Regions from separate parts of the Mus musculus genome. Here regions 1 and 2 are each linked to region 3. The links are chromatin loops, found by intact Hi-C in ENCODE. Cell type or tissue: gastrocnemius. All regions are shown on one strand.

Region 1 (2,500 bases), 550 kb before region 3:
CACTTGGCCCTTTTTCACATCTCTCTTGGCACAGCAGGAGTTCTGTGAGAATGGGGGAGGCCTGAACAAACAATAAAGGAAAATTTATTCCTGGGAAGAAAGCACAATTCGAGAGGCTAGTGAACATATAAATATGCATAGAGGGCTCATCAGCTACCATCCTTGGTTTCTATTTCAACTTCTATTTTCAAAGATAATTACTCCTGTCAGTGGGAAGTTCAGCTTTAGCTAAGGTGGCAGGAGACCATGAGTCATTGAAAGGGCTTTATATTCTAGGTGAAACTTAAATCTCTCATTTCATCCAATTCCAAGGAGAGCAATATTTTGAAAGGTGGTGAGACTTGCATGTGTGTGTGTACATATATATTTGCAATTGGAGAGTTTCTAAAATATTTTTAACAGAAATAGAATTTATTTTCCTTTTAAGTTACACATTCTAACTTATACATATCAGCTTGCCCTTTCTACTTGTTGAAAATAAATCACGTGTCTATAACTAAACATTATACAGTCAGTGTTGAGAATTAAAAAAATAAGTAGAACAAAAAAGACCCCCAAATTCCCCCACCTAGAGTTGATTAAATCAGTACAGTCTACATTTCCCAACTATTATCATTCTGATGTTGCTATGAGGAGAGCCATGTTGTCTCAGAATCCTTCAGGAACTACTGATTTCCCCAGAGAGAGCTCCTTTAAATGCAGTTGTCTGGAGCCTACACTATCCTTCTCGAGTAAGGCCTTTTCGATACAGACCCTGGGAATATTCCTTAAAAACACATGCCTGCCACTGATCTACATTGGATTGTTAAGATAAGAACTCTCTCTGCAGGACTGGAGACAGAACTTGGTTGACAGACTACTTGTCTAGCATGCACTATGTCCTGGAATCAGCCCTCAGGAACTCAGAGATAATGTTAAATGCCTGTAATCCCAATACTTAAGAAATAGACACAGAATAATAAATTCATGTCATTTCCAGATAGATACACATGGAGTTCAAAATCAGCCTGCACTACATGAGACTCTCTCTTATAATACTACTACTAATACTACCAATAATATTAATACTATTACTAATAATACTAATACTATTACTAATAATAAAAATTTAAAAGGAAATCTGTGGCTTTCTAGGCATAGAGCCAAATACACCAATACAGCCTTTCCTTTATCTCATAACCTAACAGCAGGGGGAGCTCTCCTGCCAGCAGCCCAGGCTTCTCCAGGATGACAGGGGCCAGATTCCTAGAACCTCTAAGAGTGAATTGTGCTACAACAGCTTCATTCAGAAATCTCTTTCATTACTACAGATCCAATAGAAGAGTAATTGCAACACTAATGGTAACTTACTCACACAGTCAAATTTTATGATGCATAAATTATAACAAGAAAGTTATTTAATAAGTAATTTAACAATAATTTTAACGAATGAATATTTGTTATGCATTAACCAAGGTTTTTGGAGCTTTTCAAAATATCTCCATTCACCCACATAATGATAACTGAGTTTCATTTTATATTCAACTTGAGACTTCAAATACAAAAATAAAAGGAGCTGTATGGTTATCTTCTCCCCCACCCCCAGCCTCTATGGAAATTATCTATATAACAAGTGTCAACATACATTGATGCTACATTTTATTTCCACATTATTTCCTGAAGAAAACTACCTTGAGTTTCTGACTCTAGTAAAGATTTTAAGATGATGCATGCCTGTAATACCAGCACTCCAAAAATGGAGGAAGGAGGATCCAGACAGTAGACAAGGCAGAAATGCACTGGGGACCACTTGATCTCCACAAGGAGACATGTTTACATGGTAATTATACCAAAAGGGTAACTGGACATCAAGGGAAAGTGTTTCTTTGCTATGGCACTGCTCATATCAGGCTTGGCAGGGTACCCTGAACCTTGCTGTAACAAAGCAAGCTAATCTCTAGTAAAGCTAGAGCTGAGAAGGGCCTTCAGGAAGAAGACTAGTCAGATGAGGTGTTGACCAAAGGAGAGATAAGCAGAGGACTTCCTTTCTCTTTGTTCTGTGTATGCATATGAAAAATCTTGCTTCTTGAAGCCCATGGGTACAAAGGAACAGAAGAAAGCGTGATTAGTGTATAAAGAAAACTCACAAAGCAAGAATCATGACCTTTGCCTTTCATGCCAAAGTATGAGTCAAGGAAGGTTTTGTCACTCCTGTTGTTAATTCTTTCAAGGAGACCTTACAAAAACAAAGGATATTAATTAATTTCTCAACTACTGTTAATCAACCTTCCTGGACAGCAGAAAAGACCATGTCGTTTGATCTCTTTTGCAGGGATTCATAAAAATTACAGGATGGAAATCCTCAAGGGACACAAAGTAAATCTGGCACAACTGGCATTTCACAGTGTGTATCACTTCTCTTTATTTCAGCCCTATACAACAGAATGTCCACGTCCCCAGTGATTTCCCGTGGTTTAGTGCATCACTGGGCTTGAAGTCACTTCTAGGCCCGAGAAACTCC
Region 2 (2,500 bases), 540 kb before region 3:
TTTAACAAAGCCTGGGATGGCATTGAAGATAACTTAAGTTCACTTTTTCCTCCTTATAGGGCAAAAGAATCCTACTTAAAGCACTTCTATTGTCTTTATCCACTCAGACTCTCCAACCATTTCTGAACGGAGGCAGCCACTCTCTTTACTCCATTTAATTCATGTGCCTTAATTACCAATCAACTCCGTACCAGCCAGCTGTCTTCTACTCAGCCTTATGTCCCCAGTGAGACAGCCATAAATTTTTACATCAACTGGCATCTAGTCTACTGGTGGACGATCTCTTAATAGTATTCTTTCCACCAGACATCTAACCTATCAGGTAAGATTTAGATACTAACAATCTTATGCCAAGAGTCATAGAAACTTTGGGATGAAAAATTCATATGAATAAACACAGGATCCTCTCGTCACTACATGTTTGGAAGCTGAGAAGAGTTCATGGCCAGCCTAGTAATAGCATCCAGCATGAGCTCTTACATCTGACAGGTAGTCACAATGTGGATGAGCCATACTGTGGATGCTGTATTTTAGACTTTATAATGAAAGACAGAAAAAAGATGCAGCTATTCATTAATAGAGTGCACAGTGAGCCCTAGTGAATGGACCCACCACATTGGCTGGCCACTTTTGTCTAAACAATTGAGGCTCTAAGCTGAGTACTTTTCATTCCTTTATAAAAGACTGTATTGCCCCTTTAAAGCTAGGCTATTTTTATAGCCAGAGAACTCCTGAAACAGTAAACATGGAACAGGTATTTCAGGCTTTAAAGGTGAAAGAGGTTATTTAAGAGTGTTATCAGAGCTAGCCAGCTGCAGACGTACACACTATCAGAAAACCGTAAAGCTTTCCCTTCATATATGTACTCAATTATTCATGAGCCACCCTACTGGAGGTTGTTCATAGACTCAGTATTGTCATAAACCTTGAGAGGCCCAGTCCTCCCTGCTGGCCCACTGGATGAATAAAGAGTTTGAGAAATAGAAATAGTCTCTCCATCTACTCAAATCCCAAGAGTCTATTTTGGAAGTGATAAAGATAAGAATAATAATGGTGGTGGCTGCCATTTCTTGATACTTCCTAAGTGTCAAGAAATGAAGCTGACCTCAGTCATTTATGCTAAAGGTGATTAGCAGATGGAATGTGGTCCAATAAGTTTGTGATAGAACTGAGAGCTCAGTTCAGATTTTTGAAGACTATAAATTATGAGCTTCATATCGGTGAATCAACATTTCTGAGTTCTCATAAAAATATTCGTCCTCATCAATTCCTGCAAAAAGAATTGAACATGAAAAGTGGAATCTTAACCATATGACCTGTCCATACATAGCTTTTACTTGTAAGAACATCAGAAGGCAACTCTGCAGAAGACTTTCACTAACAATCTATTTTTCTTAAGTAAATCAGGCTTTACAAATTTATTTGAATCAGAAATCCATTTCTTTTTCTTTTTCTTTTGTTTGTTTGTTTTTGTTTTTTCGAGACAGGGTTTCTCTGTGTAGCCCTGGATGTCCTGGAACTCACTCTGTAAAACAGGCTGACTTTATGAACTCCGAAATCTACCTGCCTCTGCCTCCCAAGTGCTGGGATTAAAGGCATGTGCCACCATGCCTGGCTAGAAATCCATTTTCTAATATATGAGATGTATTTTATTGTCACCAGCACATCCTGGAGAGTAGTGTGTATATCAGGAAAACCACAATGTCCCATGTAGTTAAATGAAGGAGCCAATTATATGCTATGTAGAATTGTAAAATGGGCAGGGCTGCAGACCATTCCAAACCACATAGAATTCTTATTTTTCCAATGCTCTTTTTCTTGGATTTAGTATGCCCACTAGAGCTCTGCTTCTCCATGTTGTGTTCTTTTAGGACAGAGTGGTTGTATAGGAAAGACCCTGGTCTTTGAACCCCACACCTATCTTTATGAGCACATTTATGAACACTTTAGCCTCCCAAGCTCAGATTTCTTGGTTGAAAAAAGGTGGATTAAAACAATAGCAAAAAAAAAGTAACAGCTTTTTTGAAAATATGATAACTAGAATCAATGTGTTTAAATCATGGGAAATTGGTCACCGTTCTTATGCTCTTATTGGGTTCTTATGACAATATGATTTTCCCATTACCTAAGCATAATTCCATTGACTTTCCCTTTGATCTATAAAATCCTGTTCACCAACTTAGGCCCAACTCAAGCATTACTTCTGCTATGAAAGTTTTCACTACTGGTTCCATCATCTTCCTGCTCCTTTGCCCCTTTCTGCAAGTGTTCCTTGTCTCCTATCCAACACCATTCATTATATGGCTTCATGGCACTCTATGTGTAATATCCATATTAGCTCTTTGAAGACATAGCTTGGGCCACAAAGACAGTGACTTGTACACCCAGTGTCCGATGCACCACAGGAAAACAAGTCTCTTAAGAAATATTGTAATCATGAAGATACAAGGATGAGTGTTATAAGTTATGACTTTTGCCTCCAGAGTATTTTCATTCCACC
Region 3 (2,500 bases):
TTATATTACCATTTATTATTATTATTATTTTACTACTTAGAGAAGTGTGACACACTTTTCCAGCCTCCCACAGAAAGCATCATGTCACTCCATCTTGAAGCTGTAATCGCAAACAACAGGTCAAGCTCCCACACACCCCACGATGATATTCATTCAGAAGTTTCCAAGGCTGATTTCTTCCAGACCCTCAGGAACGTCCCTGGAAACTTCTCAGTGTCTAACAAGAGTTGGAAAGCAAAAGAAAAAAATGAGCTGTTCTTAACTGGGGTCTCAACCTGAGCCCCATTGTGCCTACCAAATATGTGTCATTCACACTTAGGCTTTGGTGATGAAAACGTTAGATTCTGTTGCAAAGAAGCATCAAGCCCCGCCTACAACCCTCCACTTACTGCAAGCCAACCTAAGGCCATGTTTAAGATCGCATAGTCAATCTATGGCTCAGTCCAGGGTTCCTGACTCCTGCTGAAGGTTACCAGAAATATGAAAATCTGACGCTTTGGAAGCAGTCACAACTGAGGTAAAGTTTAGCTTTCCTTGTGCTTTTTGTGGGACTTCAGCAAGTCTTTGTTTTGTGCTAACTACCTCTTCTTGGCATGTAGGACAGGTATAGTACTATGACTATTATGTAAGTGAGGACAAAGAGTTCAATGTAACGTGAGCAAAGTGTCCAGCACGCTATTCATCACCATAGTCACGCTGTGGATGCTGCGGTGGTTGCTCTGGTACAGTCACGCTCTTTCCAACCTCCCCCACTCCCCAGCTCACAGGCAGCTTGCAGTAGCAGTTAATTAAAGATGTCATCAGATTGGGAGAAGGGCCTCTTGCAGAGGGTGCAGAACTAGAAGACTCTTGTCCTCCCAAACCAATTTAGGACCTTTACAAGTTGTCACAAGGGTCTGGGAGACTAGCGACCCTAACAACCAGCGTTGCTGCTGTCAAGCAGAGACAGCTTGCAAAATGCTACTGGGATGTCCCCGCCCTCTGTCAATCCTGCTCAGTCATGCTAACACCACTTGGAAGGCAACAAATTCCATCCGCTGTTCTAACCCCAGGCTCCACTCACCCTGCCTCCTCCCACCTCCCTTAAATAATGGCTGCGCAAATGCCTCTGAGACCATCTTCAGATAATTTCCTTCAAGACATGCAAGCTGCTAACGCTGGGAAGCACAGATAGTGTGCGCTAGCAAATATGGCCAAAATTAGATTAAAATAACCTCCTGATAAACAAATTACTCACCGAAAATAAATATTGGACTAGCAATGGTCGAGATAACTAGAAGAACAGCACCACCACATGGCATGAAGAGGAACTACAGGAACAACTGTCTGCAACTCAGCCCACACTTCCTTGCAGCATCAGGCTGAGGAGGGCAAAGGAGACAACCGGCACAGTTGCAACCTTTTAACTTAAACTTTTTAAAATCACTTATGCACTTATGCAAAGCACGTAAGTATTTGGCAGGCAAGACCGGACTCGAAGCCAAGAAAGTAAAGAGGAATATGCCAAATTGAATGTGGCATGACGTAATAGGAGCCTGTAATCCTTCCAGTTCCTGCTCCTCGCTCCCGGATCTCATGCCCCCATTCATCAGCCTTGCCTGATGCTCACCCTCGAAGCAGCAAACACAGGCTCCTCACACACATGCTGGTGTTTTAGCATCTCTCACCGGGGCCCATTCAAACGTTATGTGGAGTGGACCGTGTGATGTTTCTGACTTAAGTAACACATGGTCTTCCAAGATAATTCTCCTGATACTTAAGCAATATTTACTTAGCTTCCTTTCAACATTTCGTTGTTCCTTCTTTGGGTTAAGTAAACCTAGCCTCTTTAATCTCTTCCTGGTGAAGCATGGGGCTTAGCTCACTGGGAGGAAGAGACTGTCAGGTAAACCCTAAAGCCTGCTGCCTGAATAAATTATTTAAGCCTTCCAGACTTCAGTTACCCCACTTACTGAGACGGGGATTGCGAAATATCCTTTTCGGGCTAAACATACACAGTGTCTGACATGCTAAGAACTCAATAAATGGATATACGTGTCATTTTAAACCAGCATGGTGATGGATGTGGCTTGCCATGCTGCCTTCAAATGAAGCCAACTGCAGCAGTGTGACAAATACAAAAAAAAAAAATCAATATTATTTGAAGGAGATGTTTGACTCATCAGTGAAATACATAATGTATGCTTCCCCAGAAGTCATAGTAGAAAAAAAAAAAGAGAGAGAGAGACAATCGGGTTTGTGAACATACCACAATAACTAAGGCATGGTGGAAAAAGATTCTAGGAAACTGGACTCCTTCCTTATCCAACATCAAATAATTAGGAGAGCCTCTAATGTGGCCTGAGATGAGGTAAGAGCTGCAGTAAGAAGCCCAACCCCTGTGTGGGTGCTCAAAGAATAAAACAGGCACACACATTTATGTGCACATTGCACCATGGCTGGTTCCATTCTGTTTAATGCAGTGATTCACAACCTGTGGGTTGTGCACCCCTTTGCAGGT

The links. Peaks named below come from ENCODE experiments on the same cell type or tissue, not always from the same donor. Only the 100,000 strongest peaks of a DNase experiment are listed, where the experiment ranks them.
Region 1: a loop joins it to region 3, with 5 times the contacts of the local background. A loop is called at or near these places in 33 of 42 quality-filtered maps.
Region 2: a loop joins it to region 3, with 5 times the contacts of the local background. A loop is called at or near these places in 33 of 42 quality-filtered maps.

The regions. Positions count from the first base shown.
Region 1 is chr7:76,940,430-76,942,929 of GRCm38, reverse strand. The region is part of intron 22 of Agbl1 (ATP/GTP binding protein-like 1); the gene reads right to left. Among named protein-coding and RNA genes, the nearest start is that of Gm30774, 570 kb to the right of the region's middle. In gastrocnemius, a CTCF peak has its summit at 1,180 (motif pointing right); a DNase peak (open chromatin) is centred at 1,201.
Region 2 is chr7:76,936,559-76,939,058 of GRCm38, reverse strand. The region is part of intron 22 of Agbl1 (ATP/GTP binding protein-like 1); the gene reads right to left. Among named protein-coding and RNA genes, the nearest start is that of Gm30774, 570 kb to the right of the region's middle. In gastrocnemius, no CTCF peak of the experiment used is centred here; no DNase peak of the experiment used is centred here.
Region 3 is chr7:76,391,868-76,394,367 of GRCm38, reverse strand. All of the region lies in intron 6 of Agbl1 (ATP/GTP binding protein-like 1), which reads right to left. Among named protein-coding and RNA genes, the nearest start is that of Gm30774, 24 kb to the right of the region's middle. In gastrocnemius, a CTCF peak has its summit at 1,308; DNase peaks (open chromatin) are centred at 1,028 and 1,302; H3K4me3 peaks cover 472 bases; H3K27ac peaks cover 370 bases.